Regions from separate parts of the Homo sapiens genome. Here all the other regions are linked to region 2. The links are chromatin loops, found by intact Hi-C in ENCODE. Cell type or tissue: B cell. All regions are shown on one strand.

Region 1 (8,000 bases), 340 kb after region 2:
ATGATCTTCAAGTATTTGCCACTTTCGAGTACAGCTAATTGGATAATCTCAAACCCTTTAGTGAAAATATCTTAAATGCATTGAGAATATTTTCTAATTACCTGTGTATGCTACAGTACAGACATTAATTCTATAAACATGTTCATAGGTCTTCCCCCTCGCCCCGCCCGTCTTCTAAGGGCATTTTCTGTTTCTTTTTAGTGAGTTCATGAATGTTTAACGGTTCTGGCGCAAAGCTTTCTTGCATTCTGAGCATAAAAATAATAAAACCCACTTATATTTGCTTGAGTGTGTTTACAAGTCAATTTCCTTTTATGTAGCTTGCTTTTTCATTTGCTATAATTGATCCTGCAGGTGTGTGAATTATTAAACTAACGCTCTTTTAAACCACACTTGTTTTATTAGTGATTGTACTTCCTGCTGTGGTCACAGATTTAGGAGTTTTTGGTGTTACAGAAAATGCTCATAGCTTTTGGATATTTGGACTGGGACCAGTAATTTCTAGAGCTCCCTTTCAGGAAAGAAAAAATAAGATTTGCCAGATGTAAGGGGCTCTGAGCTAGATTCATCTTTATTGAATAAGTCAAGTCACTTTCCCATTTTAAAAACAAGTCCACCTAAGAAAAAAGAGGCTGCCTTAAAATAGAATATAAATTCCTAACCTAGCTTTTAGTCCTTTATTTTAGTATTATAAAGCAGGGGTACTTGCTACATACAGCCATGGGGAGAATGGTGAATGAAGAAAGGCTGCAGGCTCCGGGGAGTCCTTCCTTAGGAGTTTCACATCTTGTGTCACCAATTAAGGGATCTGGGTTTGAGTTACTTGAGTACTCTTTATGAGGATAATTTCCCGTAATTGTGGAGCTTTAGTAACCCATGTTCCTCCAGCTGCAAGCCATGACTCCTAGTCTAGAATGAGAAAGGTAATTAAAGGGAGCGTCAGGAATACAGAGATGAAGCAGGAGCCTGGGCTTTATTTGGTAATGCCGACACAATTAAAAAACCAATACTTTAACGTAATAAATTCTTCACATACTGACAGAATAACTGATCAAAGAGGGCAGTAAGATGAGTCAGGTACAATACAGGCTGTGTAACCCTGGGCAGACTCTTAGTCCCTCCATACCTTCTCCATACTGTATGCCCTCAGAAGATTGTCAAGCATAATGTGATTTGGCCCATGCAGTGTCTGACATGTCGCAGGTACTGAATGCCCACTGTTACTGTGATTCATTACAGATGTGAGCTCATCCTTTCTACTCTGGCTCCTGTGACTGGTTTGGATTCTCAGATCGGTGTTCTCTCTCATTCTGCATGCTCTGCCCAGCAGCTGTGACCCACTCTTAGTTTTAACTATGCCGACAACCAATTCCATGACTTCAGCCCAGACCTCTCCTCCAAGCGCCGTGTCTATGCGTAAAATAGCACAGCTTCTCCTAGTGCTGTCCACATACTTCTGACTCCACACTGCAAAACTACAGTTACCACCCTTCCGTCAAACCTCTGCCTCCTCACTCTGTCTTTCTGCATTTGGTTCACGTCACCATCTTCCTTTTCGATCATGCTAAAGACCAGAGAGCTGGCGAGGTGCAGTGGCTCATGGCTGTAATCCCAGCACTTTCAGAGGCCAAGGCTGGAGGATCACTTGAGCCCAGGAGTTCAAGACCAACTTGGGCAACATAGCAAGACACCATCTCTATGAAAAATTAGCCAGGTATGGTGGTACATGCCTGTAGTCCCAGCAGCTGGGGAGGCTGAGGCAGGAGGATCACTTGAGCCCAGAAGGTTGAGGCTGCAGTGAGCTGAGATTGCACCACTGCACTCCAGCCTGGGTGACAGAGTGAGACCCTGTCTCAAAAAAACAAAAAAACAAAAACAAAAACAAAAAGGACCTGAGAGTCATTCTCGATTTCCCCATTTCCATTACCACTGTAGATTACCTCCTAAGTATCTTGTACAGGTTGAGTATCCTTAATTTGAAAATCTGAAATCTGAAATACTCCAAAATCCAAAACTTTTTGAGTGCTGACATGCTCTTGAGCCTAAGAGGAAAATTCCACACCTGACCTCATGTGATAGGTCTCAGTCAAAACTTTGTTTCATGCACAATATTATTTGAAATATTATATGAAATTGCCTTCAGGCTATGCATATACGGTATGTATGAAACATAAGTGAATTTCATGTTAGATTTGGGTCTCATTCCCAAGATATCTCAATCTGCATATGCAGATATCCCCTAATTTGAAAAATATCCAAAATCTGAATTGGTCTCAAGCATTTCGGATACGGGAAACTCAACCTGTACTGAGCCCACCCCGTCTTTCCATACTACTATTTTAGTAAGAAAAAGCCAGCGGACTGTTCTCTCTTACTATACTCTCACCACATAACACTTTCGTGACCAGATGTGCGTGGATTTTCCCCACTCGTCACTTCTCTGGGGGACGCCAGCTGGGCATCCTACAATTTAACTCATTTCTGACATTGTCTACCTGGAGTTATCATCAGATCCCACAAGTTAAGGGCTCAGTCCCACAAGACTAATCCCCACTTCAGATACAGTCAGATGCAAGTCTGGGCCCCTGGTACTTCTGATGAACTGGCTATAAATTGGGGGTTCCCACAATCCCCTTTGCAGTTTGATCATTTGCTAGCTCAGCTCATAGAACTTGGGAGAACAAACACTTTACTTGCTATTGCCGATTTATTACAAAGAATATTTTAAAGGCTACAAATGAACAGCCAGATGAAGAAATACACAAGGCAAGGTTGAGAAGGGTCCCGCTCACAGGACCCTGCGTCCCCATGGAGTTGGAGTGCACCACCCCTTCTGAATGTAGATGTGTTCAGCAACCCAAAAGGAAACTCTGAACCCAGTCTTTTTAAGTTTTTATGGAAGCTTCAATAAGTGAGCATGGGCCAGGTGTGGTGGCTCACGCCTGTAATCCCAGCATTTTGGGAGGCTGAGGCGAGTGGATCATCTGAGGTCAGGAGTTCGAGACCAGCCTGGCCAACATGGTGAAATCCCGTCTCTACTAAAAATACAAAAATTAGTCAGGTGTGGTGGTGGGCGCCGGTAGTCCCAGCTCCTCGGGAGGCTGAAGCACGAGAATTGCTTGAATCCGGGAGGCGGAGGTTTCAGTGAACCAAGATTGCTGCTGCCCTCCAGGCTTGGCAACAGAGAGAGACTCTGTCTCAAAAAAAAAAAAAAGTAAGCATGATCGATGATATCATTGGCCATTGGTGATCAACTCAACCTTCAGCCCCCCTCCCCTCCTCAGAGATGGGGCACAGGGAGGGCTGAAGGTCCTAACCCTGTCATCATGCTGCCAGTTCCCCTGGTAACTAGCCCTCATGCTGAGGCCATCCAGGAGCCCCCAGCCACCCGTCAGTTCATTAGATACAAAAAGACACCTATCACTGGAGATTGCAAGGAGTTTGGGAGCTATGGCTCAGAAAATGGGACAAAGGCCAAATATATGTTTATTATAAATCACAGTGTCTTACTACCCTGCCTAGTTCCAGTGGCAAACATCTCTTGCCTACACTACTACAACCATCTCCTCATTGCTTTTCCTGCCTCTTTTTGCCCTCAGGCCAGCCCCACTTACAGTTGCCTAAGTAATTGTCTGAATTCCTCCCCCGAGCTCTTCCCTCTGTCTCCATTATGGCCACATATGCTTTCGGAGTCTGAACAGTTATCACCTCCTCCAGAAAGCCTTATGGACCTACTTGGAGAGGCTAGACAGGGAAGGACTGACTGAGAAGATGCTATTTAAGACCAGGCCGGGCCTGTAATCACAGCTACTTGGGAGGCTGAGGCAGGAGAATCACTTGAACTAAGGAGGCGGAGGTTGCAGTGAGCCGAGATTGCACCACTGCACTCCAGCCTGGGGAACAGAGCGAGACTCCATCTCAAAAGAAAAAAAAAAAATATGAGGCCGGAAGGATGAGGAGCACATTCTTCAGAATACCTGCCATGCCTTTAAAAACATATACTCAAAATTGACTTTAGCCTTTGCCATTTTCCCAAAGGTGCTCGCTAAGGGTTGTTTGGTTCATACACAGCTGGCTACTGCCACCTTATGGCAAAAAGTTGAACAGAAACTTCCATGCATAAAATTCTGCGAACTTACAAAAGCCTGACAATTTTCCAGTTCATCTCACCTGGTACAATGGATGAATTATTCTGCATTTGATCTAAGATTATCACCTCTTCTTATGTGCTGGAGACCCTCCCCTCTCACCTGCTCAAAGATGTTGTTCATAATATTTCCCTTTATCTTGCATCACCGACCGTCATCTCTCTATTGACTCATTCTCACCAGCACTCAAACCTGCTGATAGAATATCTGAAAACAAAGAAACAACAAAGACCTTCCCTTAGCCCTACCTTTCTCTAGTTACCACCCCACTTTTCTGCTCTCCTTGATGGCAAGCCTCTTCAAAAGAGTTTTCTATACTTGTCATCCTCACTTTCTGTTTTCTTATCTCTTGAGTCTATTCTCAATCAGATTTGCCCCAGCACTCCACTCAAACTCTCAGCTAAGGCCAGAAATGGTTTCCACACTGCCAAATCCAATGGGGGAGTCTCAGTCTTCGCCTTGACCCAACCATAGGTGGCGTTGCTATCTCCCGGTTCTCCCTCCACTTCACAGGCTGTTCCTTCTCACTATCTGTGGCTCATTCCTCCTCTTACCTCTGAGCTTTAAGCATGGTAATGCCCACAGTTCACTCTTTCCACCTCTTCTCTGTCTGCATTCTCTCCCTAAGTCCCCCACCTCCACTTTTTTTTTTTTTTTTTGAGACAGAGTCACTCTGTTGCCCAGGCTGGAGTGCAGTGGCCGATCTCAGCTCACTGCATCCTCTGCCTCCCAGGTTCAAGCGATTCTCCTGCCTCAGCCTCCCAAGTAGCTGGGACTACAGGCGCCCGCCGCCACACCCAGCTAATTTTTGTAATTTTAGTAGAGATGGGGTTTCACCACGTTGGCCAGGCTGGTCTCAAACTCCCGACCTCAGGTGATCCTCCCGCCTTGGCTTCCCAAAATGCTGGGATTACAGGCGTGAGCCACCATGCCCCGCCTAAGCCGTTTTTGTACTGACTAATCCAAACACCACCAGCTTTTCCCCCTGAATTCCAGACTGGACACCACCACTTGGATACCCAATCTGATTGGCATCTGAAAGCAAATACACTTAACAGCAATTTTTTTATTTCTTCTCCACTTCCCATCCTAAACAGCCTTTCTCTGGTTTTTCTCATCTCAGTAAATTGCAATTTTATTCTTCCAGTGGCTCATCTTTCACTCTTTTTCTCATATCCGCCTCTAATCCGTTGGCAAATTCTACTGATTTCAGTGTTTTCCCATTTCTTACTACCACGCTTGCCATCAGCCTAATCAAAGCCAGTATCATCCCAGACAATCAGAAAACTTTCTTCTGGGTCTGTATGCTTCCAGCTTGTCTCCCATCTTGTCTATTTCTCTGTGTAGGAGCCAGGAGCCTGCACGGTCCTATAATAATGAAGGTAAGACCATGTCACTTCTCTGCTCAGAACCCTCCAGCGGGTCCCCATCTCACACAGAGGAAAGTCCAGATTTCTCACCAAGACCTAAAGGCCCGCATGGCCTGTGCCCACCCCTCGCTCTAACCTCACCTCCCACCGTGGCCTCCCTCACCCATCCTGCATCCACTCCTTGCTCCCCAGGTGCATGAGGTTTGGTCCCATCTCATGTTCTCGCTCTTCCTCCTGTTGAAAATCTTGTTCTTCACGTCCTCTGGTTCTCTATTCCAGAGTCATCTTTTCAGAGCCGCCTTTCCAGACCCTCCTATTTAAAATTGTACTTTCTCCACCCTTTCCCCTTCCATTGTTTTCCCCTGTAGCACTTTGTAGCCTAACATAGCTTATGAGATTGTAAGTTTCACAAGCGCAGGGACTTGGTTTCTCTGCTCCCTGCTGGATGCCCAGTGCCTGGCAGATGGTGGACGCGCCACAGCTATTTGTCAGATGAATGAATGAGGACCAGTGTCCAAGGCGATCCAATTTCGAAAAAAAAGGAACATATTCTCTCTAACCTGTATACGTCTGGTTGACTAAAGCAACAGTATTTTAAATCAATTTTTAACTAATTGATGACTTATTTATATGGAGAGGAGCTGCCATTGCTCATTGTTTCTCTGTCGGGACGGAGACAGCAAGGCAGATTTTCTCTGTCCTGGGAAGAATCAGGTGAATACATTTGTTTCTGTGGACGTGCAGCAAGCTTTGTCCTAGAGGGGTGGGCCAGGGCCTCTTTGGAGACTTCAGGAGGCTGTCCCTTTCTTTGGTCCCTCCTTCAAGTGTAGGGAGATAATGAACTTCCTTTGAGGAAAGAAATGAAAACCCCAATCTTCTCCTTTTTGAGGCTGAGCATTATCCAGACTTCTACATTTGGAGATAGTGCCTGCTGAGGCGGGTCTACTGACAGAAGTAAGCTCCAAGGCCTCCCTCAGACAGCTAACCTGGTGACCTGGGTTCCATGGGATGCCCAGATTGTCATGGACATGAAAAAGGCTGTGGGCAGTGCTGGGTGGAGCACCTCTCTGCCTGGGGTACTTGCTTGTGAGTAGGATCCTGGGGATCCAGGCTTATTCTGAGTGTGGGACTTCCTGGGTGGAAATATTCTGGAAAAAGTGGAATTTTGCTGCCTTAAAGAATCACTAAGTCTTGGAACCCGCAGTAGTGCCCATGATCTCTTTGAATTAGACAAGAAGAGTGCTTGATTGTAGCTCTTGCAATCCTCACTGCCTGGCAGGGCAGCTCATTCCGGAGCAGCCTCGTTCTGGGGTAGCTGTGGTTTTCTTCAGCCCCGAGGGCATTTGCTGAGTTTTGCTTTATGTGACTGGATGGGACTGGCCTTGGAGACACTAATAAGCACGTGAGGGTTTTTGGACAATGCGAAGAGTTGGTGCCAAGCCACAAGTGGGAGATGTTGAACTTCCTGCGAATCTGGTGTGTTGTAGCCTGAGTCGGTTTCAATATGAAAAATAAGAGTGACAGTGCCTTCCTTGTATGCTAATCTGGCGAAGTGGCTCATGCTGGCCATGTAACAACCTGGCAGCCTCCTACAGAAGCAAGTGGGGTGTGGCATTCCTGCTGTCTGCATCTTCTGTTTGTCACCTCGCCCACTCTGTGGCCATATCCCTTGTCCTGATGGCTTCCATCACAGCAGCCGGGGGCAACTCAGCCTGGACTCTTCCAAGCCTTTCTCTCTGTTCCTAGCCGTGTGCGGCTAGAGAGCATCACAAGACCCCAACCTGGTGCCACGAAGGGGTAAGGACCCCAGTCACTCCCCTCCACACCTTTAACTCCCCTCTTCCTGTCTTCTTTGCTTTCCTCAAACTGACAGCCTGGCCACTTCCCACTTCACTTAGAAAATAGAAACTGGCAGACACAAACTTCTTTCCCACCCTGCCACAAAGGCTGTTCCTTTCTGGGCATCTGGGATGATGAGAGCTGATGGGTACTGAGTGCCTCCAAGGAGCTAGGGCTGCCCTACAGGCCTCACACGCTAACTCATTTAATTGTTTGTTCTCTCCTACATAAAAACCCCCAACCCCAAACCAACCAACAAAACCCAACGCACAGAGAGATTAAGCAACTTGACTGAGCTCACACAGCACTGGGATGAGACCTCAGGCAGCCTGACTCCAGAGCACCCAGCACCTGCTACGGAGCCTAGAACACAGAAGGCACCCAGGAAAAACGGGTTGAATGATTCCATGCAGGAATCTAGGAGGCTGAACTTCAGCTTTAGAGTAGAATGCCCGTCAGCTCAATATCAAACACAAAGGGAAAATAATGATGATTTTGGGGAGGAAGAAGTGGTGAGACACAGTAAATTTATACTTAAATTTTATTTTCCAATGCAAAAAATATCTTCTAAGTGAAGAACATGTGACAAATTTGCACAACTATAAAGAAGGAAAATAAAGCCACTAGGAAACACAGTACACTT
Region 2 (8,000 bases):
GAACGGTATGAGTGAACACAAGTCAGATGCTCTCAGGTAGAGAACGGTATGAGTGAACACAAGTCAGATGCTCTCAGGTAGAGAACGGTATGAGTGAACACAAGTCAGATGCTCTCAGAGAACGGTATGAGTGAACACAAGTCAGATGCTCTCAGGTAGAGAATGGTATGAGTGAACACAAGTCAGATGCTCTCAGATAGAGAACGGTATGAGTGAACACAAGTCAGATGCTCTCAGATAGAGAACGGTATGAGTGAACACAAGTCAGATGCTCTCAGATAGAGAACGGTATGAGTGAACACAAGTCAGATGCTCTCAGATAGAGAACGGTATGAGTGAACACAAGTCAGATGCTCTCAGAGAACGGTATGAGTGAACACAAGTCAGATGCTCTCAGAGAACGGTATGAGTGAACACAAGTCAGATGCTCTCAGGTAGAGAATGGTATGAGTGAACACAAGTCAGATGCTCTCAGATAGAGAACGGGATGAGTGAACACAAGTCAGATGCTCTCAGATAGAGAACGGTATGAGTGAACACAAGTCAGATGCTCTCAGATAGAGAACGGTATGAGTGAACACAAGTCAAATGCTCTCAGAGAACGGGATGAGTGAACACAAGTCAAATGCTCTCAGATAGAGAACGGGATGAGTGAACACAAGTCAAATGCTTTGAGGGTCCCAGGTCAGAGCTAAGTGCTCAGTAAGGGGCAGCAGCCCCCACCCATTTCAGGTGACCTTGCAGCTATGAAACAAAGGGTGAGAAGTATCAGGAAGGGGTCACGGAACACGGCTGGGCAGCAGGAGCCTCATCAGACACAGGCTCCCCCCGCCCTCGGCGTGCTGGTGCCAGCCTGCCACATGGCTGCTTAGGGACGTCGTGGCTGTCAGCCACAGCTTGCCCTGGGTAACGGTGTGCAGCACGCTTGTGGGAAAACCAGCAGCACTTGTTAAAATACAGACTCCTGGGCCCCAGCCCAGTGTCAGAGCCTCCCTGGGGATGGCATCCTGAACCTTGCACTTCAAGGAAGCCCCACCCTTTACCCCCAGTCTCGGGGCACTTTGCAAGTGCCACAGAGCAGGAAGGAATTGCTGAAGTAACGTGTTTTGGAGGGAGAGAGCTAATGGCCATCATTTCCATCTTTTATCTCAGGTCATCACTTGGACCCTTTAATTTACATAATTCAATAGAATCTGTAAGGTTTCAAGGAGCCAGACAATTATCTTAATAAAGGCAGTGTTTCCTTGAAAACAAAATTGCTCTATGGAAATATATATATTATATATATATTATATATAATATATATATATATAATATATATTATATATATATATATAATATATATATAATATATATTATATATATATAATATATATATATATTTTTTTTTAAGACAGAGTCTCGCTCTGTCGCCCAGGCTGGAGTGCAGTGGCTCAATCTTGGCTCACTGCAACCTCCGCCTCCCAGGTTCAAGCAATTCTCCTTCTTCAGGCTCCTGAGTAGCTGAGATTACAGGCACGTGCCACCATGCCCAGCTAATTTTTGTATTTTTAGTACAGACGGGGTTTCACCATGTTGGCCAGGCTGGTCTCAAACTCCTGACCTCATGATCTGCCCGCCTCGGCCTCCCGAAGTGCTGGGATTAAGAGCCACTGCGCCCGGCCCGGAATATAGTCTTTAAAACACCCATGTAGGCTGCAGGACATTTGACCTTGGCCTGGATAACATGATTGTTCACAAAGAAAGAAGTGATAGCTCTCTTCAAACACATCAAGGGCTGTTGTAAGGGACAGAAGGCAGATTTTTTTTTTCTAAGAAGATCTGCAGAGCAGAACTAGGACATCAACAGGGAAGTTGATTTGGGTTCAAGGAGGAACTAGTATTTGAGCTGTCCAAAGACAGGCCACCTGGCCAGGTAGAGGTGTTCATACAGGTGGTTAGAGAAGAGGGTCCTGCATTGGGTAAAGAGCTGGACTAGATGACTCTTAAGATTCTTTCCAACTCGAACATTAAGTAGATGAGAGGCCGCTACCAGAAGTTCACAGGGAGGAATAAGTTGCTGATAGTGGTTTTCAGTTGGCTGACAAATAAACATGGCTTATGTAATGAAGAAATAAATATTCTTAGTGGTGAAAATTTGAAGGCTACTCTGTGCCAGGCATTGGGATCAGCTTTTTCTTAACATGCAGAACCTTTAAAAAGTAAAACCCTTGACATACAGCAAGGACTTTATTAATATTCCTAGGGTAACTAATAACTGTAGTTACTATTATCCCCATTTTGTATATGAAGAGACAGGCTGAGACAAGTGACTTGCCCAAGGTAATCTAGCCACTGAGTGGGTAAGTTTTGATTCAAACAAGGGCTAATTCCAACAGCTATTTTTTTAATACATAAAAAACTAATTTTAAATTTTTTTGTAGAGATGGGGTCTTACTATATTGCCCAGGCTGGTCTCGAACTCCTCGCCTCAAGTGATCCTCCTGCCTCGGCCTCCCAAAGTGCTGGGATTACAGGCTAGGATTACTGTTGGAGCTACCGTGCCTGGCCTCCAACAGCTATTAACCATCATACTATACTACTGACTGTCCAGCAACTGAAAATATTTGATTTGTTCATCTGAAGTCATCCTGTGTGTATACGTATATGGACATGACAGTGGCAAAGTCGACAGGTGGCCAGCTTTGTCTGTCCTCAAAGACTGCTCCTTTGGGAGGCAAGCTGCAGCACATGTTGGGCGTGGTCAGGCAGCTCTACAGATGACCCACGGGCTTGTCTCACAGCATTCATCTTTCTACCAACACAAACCATTCAAATTACTTAAAAAATCCGAGATTATTTCACTGATGTCTTAGCAAAAGCAGCATTTTTCATTTTCATTTTAATTCTGGGGTAGGGGTGGAGCACAGGCTGTTAGGCTGGTTGGAGTAGGGGGTTTGCTTTAGGAGAGAATGATTCCTAACAGTCTTGTCTTCTTCCCAGGCTTCTCCAGCTTTCTGGCAATACCAAGGGGCAGACCCGGGAATGGGTTGTTCAGTCACTGCTGTACCGCCCATGAGCGGCAGAGGGCAGCAAAACACACTCATCGGACGGGCATCAAGGGAGCCTGAGGATAACCAGGTATGCTTTAAAATGTTTTCGCATCATTTAGGGAACTCTTGCAGAGGAGAAATACTACAGATTTAAAATTATGAAACCAAAAAAACCACAGACACGAGTAACTATTTATTCTCCTTATGAGAAACTTAGAACTGGGCGTGGTGGTTCACACCTGTAATCCCAGCACTTTGGGAGGCCGAGTTGGGAGAATCACCTGAGGCCATGAGTTCGAGACCAGCCTGGGCAGCTCGGCGAGACCCTGTCTCTACTAAAAATTCAAAAAAAAATTAGCTGGGCATGGGGGCATGTGACTGTAATCACAGCTACTTGGGTGGCTGAGGAACAAGAATCCCTTGAACCTGGGAAGCGGGGGTTGCAGTGAGCTGAGATGGCGCCACAGCACTCCACTCCAGCCTCGGCAACAGGGCGAGGCTCTGACTCAAAAAACATAGAAGTGGGCCGGGCGCGGTGGCTCACGCCTGTAATCCCAGCACTTTGGGAGGGTGAGGCGGGTGGATCACGAGGTCAGGAGATCGAGACCAGCCTGCCTAACACGGTGAAACCCCGTCTCTACTAAAAATATAAAAAATTAGCTGGGCGTGGTGGCTGGCGCCTGTAGTCCCAGCTACTCAGGAGGCTGAGGCAGGAGAATGGCCGGAACCCTGGAGGCAGAGCTTGCAGTGAGCCGAGATCGTGCCACTGCACTCCAGCCTGGGTGACAGAGCGAGACTCCGTCTCAAAAAAAAAAAGCCACAAAAATTAGCCAGGGGTAGTGGCACCTGCCTGCAGTCCCAGCTACTCGGGAGGCTGAGGCAGAAGAATTGCTTGAACCTGGGAGGCGGAGGTTGCAGTGAGCCAAGACTGTGCCACTGCACTCCAGCCTGGGTGACAGAGCAAGACTCCATCTCAAAAAAGAAACAAACATACAAACAAACAAAAAAAACCATAGAAGTATACTTTTACAAATTCTTTTTTAAAAACACATACATATAATTTAAAACACAGATGGGGGTCTCACTCTGTCAACCAGGCTGGTCTCAAAATCTTGGGCTCAAGTCATCCTCCCGCCTTGGCCTCCAAAGTGCTGGGATTACAGGCGTGAGCCACTGTGCCCAGCCAACTTTTACAAATTCTCTTCTGTTTTTTTTTTTTTTGGAGACGGAGTCTCACTCTGTCACCCAGGGTGAAGTGAAGTGGCACACTCTCGGCTCACTACAACCTCCACCTCCTGAGTTCAAACAATTTTCCTGCCTCAGCCTCCCAAGCAGCTGGGACTATAGGCGCCCACCACCATGCCTGGCTAATTTTTGCATATTTAGTAGAGACGGGGTTTCACCATGTTGGCCAGGCTGGTCTCAAACTCCTAACCTCAGGTGATCCACCTGCCTTGGCCTCCCAAAGTGCTGGGATTACAAGTATGAGCAACTGTGCCCAGCCTCCTTTTACAAATTCTTAAAGACACAGCTAGTCTCCTGACGTGAGGCACTACTCAAAGGGAGCTTGAACAAATAGTTTTCCTTTGGTCTCTTTCCTCACGGGGTTCGTGTGGCAGCTTTGTGTGCCTGTGATATGTTACGGAGTTGTTTCCACTGGGAATTTGGTAACTTTGTCATTATGCGTTTAAGGAGAAAATAGTTAAGATTACAATTCACTCAATTTAGGAACCAACTTTTTATTTTGAAGCTACAGCTGTGATCTATTGTTTCACTTCCCTTTATGGAACTCACCTAATGGAATTTCACAGAAACCATCTATAGCAACGCCTATGCACTTGCTTGCCAGTTTCTGTTAAGTTTTTGTTTTAGTAAATGCTTCCTGGTTTGAGCTGCAATGTACAACCAAGATGCCATTTCCACTTCTCAAGGTGGAGCAGTCTGATCCATAACCCTGCAAGTTCCCAGCCAGAGATGCACGCATTTGTGAACAGGACACACAAACCTGTGTCCAGCTCTGCCACTTAACGGTTGTGGAATTTCTGGCAAGTTAATTTAACCTGTGTTCAATTTCCTTATTTGCAAAATGGAGATACACCTACTTCACAGTGTGATAAATAATTCACATGAAACACCTACCACGTGTGTCAGGTCCTGTTTTAAGACTTGGTGAGCTGGTGACAAAATTCTTGCTGTCATAAGCTTACATTCACAAGGGGTGATGGGCAATGGAAGGACAAGGTAACTTCTGTGTGTGTGTGTGTGTGTGTGTGTGTGTGTGAGAGAGAGAGAGAGAGAGAGAGAGAGAGTCTGTCTCGCTCTGTCGCCCAGGCTGAGAGACAGAGAGACTTGCTCTGTCGCCCAGGCTGCAGTGCAGTGGCATGATCTCGGCTCACTGCAACCTCTGCCTCCCGGGTTCAAGTGATTCTCCTGCCTCAGCTTTCCAAGTAGCTGGGATTACAGGTGCGCGCCACACCTGGCTAATTTTTGTATTTTTAGTAGACACAGGGTTTCACCATGTTGGCCAGGTTGGTCTCGAACTCCTGACCTCAAGTGATCTGCCCACCTCAGCCTCCCAAAGTGCTGGGATTACAGGTGTGAGCCACTGCGGCCAGCCCAAGGTAACTTCTGATAGTGGTGAAGATAATGAGAACAGAGCAGGGTGTGTGGGGCCTTCCATGAGGGGAGTTTTCAGGAAGACTAAGAGCAGGGAAGATGGGGGCTGAGACCTGGGCAGAGGGGATTACTGCCAAGGCCCTGATCCTGGACAAGCCTGGCAGGGTAGAAGATGAGGAGGTGGCTGGCCAGGAAGCCTGGAGGGCAGCACAGGAAGGGGCAAGGCAGGGAGGGCGAGATACTGGAGAGCCCTGCAGGCAGTGGTGGAGCACTTGTGCTCACCTAGATGCCAGTGGAAGCCAGAGGAGAGTTTCCAGAAGAGAAGAGTCAGGATCTGATAGAGTGGCTTGGACTCTTGTGGGCATAAAGCCCGAGAGGCAAGGGGGTGGGGCAGGAGTGGCTGCACTGAGCACTGGCCTGGCACCAACTCGGCAGCAGAGAGGAGCTCATGTTTTTACAAACAGCAAAGAGAAAGGCTGAGTCCCTGAAAAGGAGAAATACTTTCAAGGGTTTTCTATTAAGAATCTATCTTGGGGCCGGGTGCGGTGGCTCACGCCTGTAATCCCAGCACTTTGGGGGGCCAAGGTGGGTGGATCACGAGGTCAGGAGATCGAGACCATCCTGGCTAACACGGTGAAACCCCGTCTCTACTAAAAATACAAAAAATTAGGCGGGTGTGGTGGCGGGCACCTGTAGTCCCAGCTACTCGGGAGGCTGAGACAGGAGAATGGGGTGAACCCGGGAGGCGGAGCTTGCAGTGAACCGAGATCACGCCACTGCACTCCAGCCTGGATGACAGAGCAAGACTCTGTGTCAAAAAAACAAAAACAAAAAAAGACTCTTATCTTGGGCTGGGCGCGGTGGCTCACACCTGTAATCCCAGCACTTTGGGAGGCCTAGGCAGGTGGATCATCTGAGGTTGGGAGTTCAAAACCAGCCTGACCAACATGGTGAAACCCCGTCTCTATTAAAAATACAAAAATTAGCTGGGCGTGGTGGCACATTCCTGTAATACCAGCTACTAAGGAAGCTGAGGCAGAATAATCGCTTGAACCCGGGAGGCGGAGGTTGCAGTGAGCCAAGATTGCGCCATTGCACTCCAGCTGCGCAACAGAGTGAGACACCGTTTAAAAAAAAAAAAAAAAGAATATCTTGATTTTCTTTCACTATGTAGTGACAATGCATCCAAGTTTTAAAAAGTGGCTCCGTTTCTTTTGGGGCCACAAATAAGCTATCCACAACCACTGGATTTATTATACTCATTGTAGGAGGCTCAGATAAATTTCACATTTGCATTTATTGCTTCCATTATAAAATATAGGCTCATTACAAACATTCTGAAGAAGAAAAAAAAAGTCCACTATCCTAACCAAAAACGGCTTTAGCATTTTGGTGTATTTCTCTTCAGACTTTGGATTAATCCAAAGTTTAATACTGAATGTTTCAAGCATTGCAGAGAAGACGTAATGCTGGTTCTTACTGCCCTAATATATTTTTTCCTAACTCCCCAAGCTTGTTATGCTCTAGTATTTTTTATTCTTCAAAGCATTTTTTCCTCTCAGCAGAAAAAGCTAAAAACATTATTATCTGGTAACAAAGACTGATTCTCCAGAGTTTGCACAGCCTCTAATTAAAAGTTACTTTTTCTATGAAGAACACTTTAATTCTACTGCTTAGAATACAATCTTGAAGGGAAAGAAATCTTAGGTGCTACTGACTTACTGGCTGGGTATACAGATGAGAAAATTACATCAAAGATCCATCTCGGCTTCCTTAGAAATGTTTAATAAGCGATCAGAGTATGCAGTCTGTGCAATTATTGGGAATGGAAAGTCAGTATGGGAGTGTGGATGGGGTAGACCTTACTTACTCATATACCTGCGTGAGGGGGAGTGTCTTTATGATCATCATCTGAAAAGCCAACTAGCTGACAGCCCAAGAGTGCCTGTAAAACCAATCTTAAATCACCTTTATTCTAAAACATCACTGAAATGTCTAAAAATGTGTGAACTTTTTTTTTTTTGAGACGGAAGCACCCAGGCTGAAGTGCAGTGGCGTGATCTCAGCTTACTGCAACCTCTGCCTCCCGGGTTCAAGTGATTCTCCTGCCTCAGCCTCATGAGTAGCTGGGATTACAGGCGCGTGCCACCACGCCCAGCTAATTTTTGTATTTTTAGTAGAGACGAGGTTTCACCATATTGGTCAAGGTAGTCTTGAACTCCTGACCTTGTGATCCATCCACCTCAGCCTCCCAAAGTGCTGGGATTACAGGCGTGAGCCACCGTGCCCGGCCAAACTTTTAAATAATTTCCAGGAGGACATTCCGATCAAAATTGTGATTTTTTTTCTTTT
Region 3 (8,000 bases), 730 kb after region 2:
TTACCCCACAGAACGTCCCGCGCTAAGGAAACCAAGAACAAAATGTTACAGGAGCTCGTTTAATCTGCACAAGGAGATGCTTTTATCCAGTGATGCGTTTAGGGAACCATCAGTGTCACCTAAGCACTCTTAAAGCTGTGTGTGTGTCTAGTGGTGATGGAAAGGGGTGCTTCTCATCTGCTTCTCCTTATTGTCAAAAACCTTAGTAAAAACCTCAGAATCTCTTCAACACCAGATAAAAGGGAAACTGTGAGGCTTTTTCTGAAAGTGAGTTGAAGAACAAACTGTTTTGAGGCAAGGCAGCAAGTAAACAGAAAGGGAAGCAGGCCAGTGGGAGGTTGGGGCTGCAGCCGCAGAGGGAATGGTCCTAAACAGCAGATACCTCCTTCAGGGACCGGGAGCTAAGAGATTCTGCTTTGCTTTCCCACCTGGCAATATGACTTTCAGAGCTGCAGCCAAATGGGGTACATCCCAGGTCCCACAAGTCAAGGCTCTGAATACCGTTCTTTAAAAAAAAAAATCATCAAATATAGTGGCTCATTATTAGCTTAGAGCATTACGTATCACTACTGGTACTATGGTATTTTGAGGCATGATACCGTGTTTGTGGGCCAGCTAAAAGCCTAATCACCATGTACATCATTGTTTCTATTGGGAGATGCATTCCAAGTCCCAAACAAATGATCTAAATGAGGTTTTGGGGGAAAATACTGTTAACGGGGGTAACTTTTTTCCAAAAAGGTAAAATTTCAAGTTTCTACTTTGCAGTATATAGCTTACTTTAAAAGCTTAAGCCTTTCCAGAGAGAAATAGCAATTATTATAAACCAGGTGATGACAGACTATTGACAAGCCTGACAGTTTTGATTAAAAACAATGAAACACATTCATCTAGTCTTTATTTCTTCATATTCAATTATTGTAAAACACAAATGCAATGTAAATAGCAAGGATAACTCAAATCTTCCTTAACCAAACTAACTCATGGTCAGCCTTGTAATACAGCAAGAACTTCCCTTTTCTTTTCTCTTTATTTCAATAGTTGTTGGGGAACTGGAGAAGTTCTTTAGTGGTGGTTTCTGAGATTTTGGTGCACCCATCACCTGAGCAGTGTACACTGCACCCAATGTGTAGTCTTCTATCTCTCACCCCTTTACATCCTTCCTCCCGAGCCCCCAAAATCCATGATATCATTCTTATGCCTTTGCATCCTCATAGCCCCCACGAACTCCCCTTTTTAATATGTGGTCAGCACATGTCCTATGCATGGGATATAAAACAGCATAAAACATTCTTTTCCTTGAATAATTCAGTCTTCTGGGAAAGGAAATGGGAAATCCTTAAATAGAGGTAGCTGCTTAATAAAACCTGATGTATTTTCGCACTGATTATAAAAAGCAAAATACTTACCTAAAAGACAAAGGCCATTTAATAACTTTCTTGATTTCCTACTTATAGTAATGGTGTTCTCAAAAGCAAAAATTCAGTCACTTTGGGCTAAGAATTACAATTTTACATAAAAGAGAAATAGAGATTATCTAAATCTGAAGCCATGCCAGTAATTGTCATAAGTAACACAAACAGTCCATAGACATATCTATATATGGATGTTAAAAATTCCCATAATCTTAACTTCCAAGCCAAGATCTTCATCTCTATCCCTGCCCTGTCTAGACTAGAAATTGCTATTTTCAGCTACTTTCTAAAAAAAAAATCCTAATGCAGGCTAATAATTTCCTCAACCTATCAGTCATACATCTGAGTCCACAGAGTAACCTTCCTGTAACACTTTCATCGTGCCACTTACAGTAAGAGTCCCATTACCTACAGGATAAGCACAAATTATTAAAGTTGGAAATGATGTGAAAACCATCTATGTGATGTGTTTAAAGTCTCTGTACAAATTTAGTGATGGAAGCATGACCAAAATGCAAGTCTTCTCTCATTTCCAATTTCCAGTGCACTTTCCAATTTCCAGACTGATCCACTACTGCTTCAACATCAAAGAAGTCTATGGATTATTGTCTAAATTTCCCAAAAGTATGTCCACCTGTGTTTTTGATAAACAAGGGCAGAAACCAAGCTTTAGTCAGCTTCTTAGCCCTAGTTCCTGGAACACAGGTGCTTACTGAACTAGACTGAGCTGGAAAGATTCTGCCATCCTTTTCATAACGCAAATCCTATTGCATTCAAGTTTTATCTTTACTACAAATGATTCCCTGACCACAACTCACAAAGACAGTTCCTACTTGGGACTCACTTATTTTAGTCATACGCTGCCTGCTTAGCATATCATAGTCTTTGATGTGGTATTATGTAACGTTACGGTCTTGGTTTTCTACTTTATTGTTACATGTGCACAACTCAATTATAAATTCCTTTAAGATAGAGTGCTATTTCTGACTATCTGCCTTTTGGAATATAATCCTGACACAGAACAATGCTCATATGTTTATTAAATCCTACTCTGGCTTCCATGCTAGGTGGGGAAAAAAATACTGACAACTAGCTCTTAAATTTCTATTTTCGACCAATTGCTATATTTTTGTGCCTTTAAACATTAACTTAAAAATTATAACTGCCTTAATTTGGAGGAATGAACCAAGAGTTTTTTTCTTTTCTTTTCTTCCTTTTTTTTTTTTTTTTTTGGAGGTGGAGTCTCGCTCTGTCACCCAGCCTGGAGTGTAATGGCACGATCTCGGTTCACTGCAACCTCCCACCTCCTGGGTTCAAGCGATTCTCCTGCCTCAGCCTCTTGAGTAGTTGGGACTACAGGTGCGCGCCACCATGCCCAACTAACTCTTTTTTGGTATTTTTAGTAGAGACAGGGTTTCGCCACATTGGCCAGGTTGGAACTCCTGACCTCAAGTGATCCACCTGCCTCGGCCTCCCAAACCGCTGGGACTACACGCGTGAGCCACAGCGCCTGGCCAAGTTTTTCAAAACCCATATAAAAACATTATTAGGAATGTTCTGTTTCTTAATTTGGCTTTGGTTATACAAGGTGTAACTTAATGATTTTTGTACCATTCTATACTTCAACATAGCCCAAATATAAAGGGATTTTTACTCTACTTTTATTGCTAATAAAACAGCACATCACTTACATAATGGAAGACTGTATGTTTATGACATGAAGAAAGCGAGAAAAAAATACAATTCTCCTAAAAATACAGCAATCCTAAAAAAAAAAAAATACAGCATTCCTAACCATCATGGAACTCATAGGCTTTTCCTACATTTTGGTATTTTTATTCAGCTATATAACTTACATTTATTATCTCCTAAATATCTTTGTCCATAGATGGTATGCACCCATCCACATAAAACTGTTCAGGGGGGGAAAACATGTTATCACAGTGACACCTGCTGGTGTTCAGCTATACATTTTATATTCTAAGTGAAGGACAGATTTTTTGGTGTCAAAATTTTTCTTAATAAAATTTAATATTAATGTTTCCCACTTAAATAACTTGTATAATTGTTAAAACCAAATCTCTGTAATACACAACTGGCCACCTAAGATTTTTATTTTGTGACAATTATCTTACTGTAATTTTATTAACTATTTTCTTTAAAAAGACACTTTCCAAACAAAGCAGCTTAAGTATTCAGATGACATGAAGTTTTTTAAAAAGTGAATTAACTTGTGGTTTTCTTTTCAAATTCTCTATAAATTCTATTTTAAGGGAAACTATTACATTAAATCAACATTTACAGAATATTTTCTCTGAATGATAAATGTTAGCAATATAAACAATTTCACAAAAGTCAAAAATCAGGTCTATGTAGAGAAAATTTTAAGCACAACACAGATAACCTCGTACACTGACTTCTATTATGGTAAAACCTCACACTCATAAATGGTGATAATACTTGCAATGGAGGCTAACTTTCAATGCCTGCCAGGTCTCAACCAAACTTTTCTTTTTTAAAGTTAAAAGGGGAAAACAATTGCTCCAAGGAATGATGGAATGCACATATCCTCATTCATTTCAAGTTTTAAAAAAATACAGTACTGACCACATGGTCTGCAGAGTGGACCTGCTGGCCACAGGGCACTGACGCAAACGGCTGGATCTTGTGTACACACTCTCTCCTCTCTTGCTATCAGTAAATGCTGCACCACTTGAGCTTGGTGTTGTCTGTTCTAAATGTCCTTGAATCATGCACTGGCCTCTTCCCAGGGTGGCACTTTACTGGCCTCTTCCCAGGGTGGCACTTTCTATCTTAATCTTACCTACATTCATGTTATATTCTTTTTCTTTTTTCCTATTTTTTTTTTAGAGACAAAGTCTCACCATGTTGCCCAGGCTGGTCTTGAATTCCTGGCCTCAAGTGATCCTCCTGCCCCAGCCTCCCAAAGTGCTGGGATTACAGGTGTGAGCCACTGTGCTTGGCTCCTTTTTTAAATTGATAAATAATTGTATATATTTATTAGGTACAATGTGATGGGTTGATATATGCATACATTGTGGAATGATCCAATCAGGCTAATTAACATATCTATCATCTCATGTTATATTTTAACCTATGGCAAAGCCTGACCACACAGCGAATGATGAAATAATAGTAAATACCTTTAATGATTCAGAATATTTTAGAGCAGAATTTCACATATTGACTTATTAATGTTTGTAGTACATCAGACTATCATTTTAGAAAGCGATGTAATGATAAAGAAAAATTTTTGGATCCATCTGTACTATGGATTTTCATGGTATCACTTATGGATTTTTTTAAAAACCATGAAAGTATTATTTAGTCTATCTGATGTGTTGTTGCTAGCTCAACATTGGGTGGGCAAAACACTATATTCCTTGTATTTCTGTGCTGTTTTGCTCTTCCTCTAAAAGAATATAATGGGTATTTCTTGGTTATAATGATGAAATAAGATTAAACTACATATAAGGCACTTAAAAAGTAGGCTCTAAGTTATGTTATACAAATATGAGTACTGTATTTACTTACCTTAAATTAATTTGGACTATTTCTTCAGAGATAATTTGAAGCTTGAGTTTTTGTGAGGATCAAATGTTAGCGTACTTACTAACTTACTGCTCTTTGAAGTGTATCACATCTGAAAATCCAAGTTTGTTTTCTCTTGCTTATGGAACATAAATAGGAAAATACCAGAGGAAATGCTGTTTTGCTATCATTGCCAGACCAGTCACAAGAAAGCATTATTTGTAGCAGTTAAGATTCAAAAATGAACAGAGGGCTGGGCACGGTGGTTTATGCCTATAATCCCAGCACTTTGGGAGGCCGAGGTGGGTGGATCACCTGAGGTCAGGTGTTTGAGACCAGCCTGGCGTTTAAGAAAGAACCAAACGACTCTTCTGAAAATAAAAATGTATAATAACTTTAACATGGTAAAACCTCATCTCTCCTAAAAATACAAAAATTAGCTGGGTGTGGAGGCAGGCACTTGTAATCCCAGCTACCTGGGAGGCTGAGGCAGGAGAATCGCTTGAATCCAGGAGGCGCAGGTTGCAGTGAGCCAAGGTTGCGCCATTGCACTCCAGCCTGGGCAACAAGAGCGAAACTCCGTCTCAAAAAAAAAAAAAGAAAAAAGAAAGAGCAGAATGAGGAAGAGCAGGCAGTAGGTGATACGCTATGACTGATTTCCATTCTCCATTCATTCTATGACCTTGATTTGCACCAAGTCAATAAAATATTAACATTTTATTGGGGTTGAAAATTATGAAATAATTACAAAACCTTTCTGAAAGTCTAAGAACAAACTACTAGAAAATATATCGTCTGTAATGGGAGCTTCAAATATTTTGACTGAATTAATGTTTAAAATATTTTTCTGGTATTTTTCATCCTGAGAGACTTACAGCCCCAAATGGCAAAAAATAAATAAATAAATAAATAAAAATAAAAAGCCTCCCGGGTACAATTTCAGGAAAGGCAGACATTATGCTAAATTCCAAAGCAATAAAACCCGCTACCTTTTCATTTGCAATGGCAACCAGAAAACCCATGCACAGTAGGAAACTGTTCAAACAGTACATGGAAATGTTCAGATACAAAGTTTATGTATTATAAAAGCAAAGAAGAGAATTCACTATGTATCTTGGAGGCATCTGTGACTCCTCCAGATTTTCATGGCACTTTGGGTTTAATAGCACAGATCAAGCCCCCTCTATTTTCATGCCCATAATAGTAGCCTGAGACATTTTCACAAAGCACAATAATGTCCTAAAGATTAAAAATTCCAAAATCAGGTATTCAGGTAAGAGTTACGCAGGTTTAGAACACTACTGAACTCTTATTTGCCTTCATTAGCTCATAAACAGTAAAAGATCAATCCAATAGAAGCAATAGAGACAATCATATTAGTTCATGGATAACAGGAAATAATCTAATATAAAAGATTTAGTGTAATATTGAAAAAGTAAAAAGGTATCGTTTACACTAGAATATGGGCGTGTTCTTTTTTGGAGAATATGATAAAATCACCATGTACTTGTATAACATGCCATTTCTGTACAGAGAAATCTGTCTGGCCACTGAACACCAGAAATGCTAGAAAAAAATTTAAACTTTATTTATTATTCTTGACTGAATTTATGGCAAATTAGTGAAAACAACTGAAGGCAGCTCAGGAGACTGGGACATTCTATAGGGTAATTCAGCTCTGGATAACTGCCCTAAAGGCATCCCCATCCCTGCAGCCTAGGAAGGCCCCAGTTGTTAGGAGCCATACCTGCGTGAGGGACAGGAATCAAAGTGAGGGACTTTCTCAGTCTTCTCCACCTGCCATAACAAAATACCACAAGCTTGGTGGCTTAAATAAAAATTAATTTTCTTAAAGATGTGCTGGCAAGAAGTCTAAGGCCAAGGTCCTGAAAAATGTGGTTCCTATGAGGCGCCTCTTCCTGGCTTGCAGATGGCTGCCTTCCTGCTGTGATCTCAGGACTTTTCCTCTATGTGCAGGAAGAGCTCTGGGGTCTCTCTTCTCCGCCCTATGACCTCATTTAACCTTAATTACCTCTTTAAAGGCCCTGTCTCCAAATACCGTCACAATGTGGTTACAGCTTTACTTGATGAATTCAGGGGAGACAAAATTCAGTCCATAACAGGGACTGAGCTGGATGAGCAGGAGGACTTGTAAAGCCTCAGAGGACACTGTCCTCAGGAGTGAACTAGGAAAACACCTAAATTTACCCTTCTTCATTATTCAAGAAGAGATATAAAGGAAGAAAAACGTCTCCTCTGGGAATGCCTCAACGAAGCCAACAGTCACAGGTGTTTAGGGCTGAAATCCACATTTTGTGAGTGCGTATACATACACACATGTGTGTGTGGGTGCAAAAGCTTAAGGAGTAGAAAAGGGAGAGACAGGGAATCCAAGATGAAAACTGATTTTGAAGTGGTCTGTGGTTTGTAGTGTCACAATAAACAAATTGGTGCTGCAGGGAAAAAAAATCTTCTCTGTAGGACTATATTTGAAATTAAAAAAAAAAATCTCCCAAAAGAAAGTTCAGAGGAATGCAAACTTAAAATAAAAAATGACTGATCACATTAGGAAACTCGTCACCATAAACTTGTTTCAGCAAAAACAAGCAACAAACTATAAATCTGGATCCACAAAAAATACTGAAATTACCACGTACAGAATGTAAAATAAGTACTTTTAATATGTTTAAAGAAAAGAAAAAGAAGGAATAATGGAACCATCCCAGACAACCCAGGAAAGTTTAAGAAAGAACCAAACAACTCTTTTGAAAATAAAAAAAATAATAACTATAATTAACAACAGATGGGTAAAATAGGTTAGAGATAGAGTGAAGACAGTATTAATGAAATAGATTTAAAGAAATTATCCAGAATTCAACACCTAGAGACAGAGAGATGGGAAATATAAAACAGGGATTAAGAGATATGGAGAGGACAGTGAGATCATAAAACAGAAGTCTTAATTTTATTTCCTAAAGGAGAGAATAGAGAGAATGAGGGAGATACAATATTCAAAGAGACAGTAGCTGGGAA

What was found. A loop is a pair of places that touch in the nucleus more often than their neighbours do. Peaks named below come from ENCODE experiments on the same cell type or tissue, not always from the same donor. Only the 100,000 strongest peaks of a DNase experiment are listed, where the experiment ranks them.
Region 1: a loop joins it to region 2, with 32 times the contacts of the local background. A loop is called at or near these places in 93 of 110 quality-filtered maps.
Region 3: it touches region 2 in a loop (10-fold over the local background); 5 of 110 quality-filtered maps call a loop at or near these places.

The regions. Positions count from the first base shown.
Region 1 is chr6:7,611,576-7,619,575 of GRCh38, forward strand. SNRNP48 (small nuclear ribonucleoprotein U11/U12 subunit 48) reads left to right here. Exons shown (of 9, transcript NM_152551.4): 9 at 1-392. Among named protein-coding and RNA genes, the nearest start is that of SNRNP48, 25 kb to the left of the region's middle. RefSeq lists a silencer at 4,421-4,715. In B cell, CTCF peaks have their summits at 4,091 (motif pointing left) and 4,297; a DNase peak (open chromatin) is centred at 4,086; H3K27me3 peaks cover 522 bases.
Region 2 is chr6:7,273,049-7,281,048 of GRCh38, forward strand. No RefSeq gene overlaps it. Among named protein-coding and RNA genes, the nearest start is that of SSR1, 36 kb to the right of the region's middle. RefSeq lists enhancers at 384-885, 3,129-3,298. In B cell, CTCF peaks have their summits at 3,062 (motif pointing right) and 3,263; DNase peaks (open chromatin) are centred at 3,063, 4,235 and 4,963; H3K4me3 peaks cover 1,414 bases; H3K27ac peaks cover 2,301 bases.
Region 3 is chr6:8,003,071-8,011,070 of GRCh38, forward strand. All of the region lies in intron 4 of BLOC1S5-TXNDC5 (BLOC1S5-TXNDC5 readthrough (NMD candidate)), which reads right to left. Among named protein-coding and RNA genes, the nearest start is that of BLOC1S5, 57 kb to the right of the region's middle. In B cell, CTCF peaks have their summits at 3,356 (motif pointing left) and 3,556; a DNase peak (open chromatin) is centred at 3,341.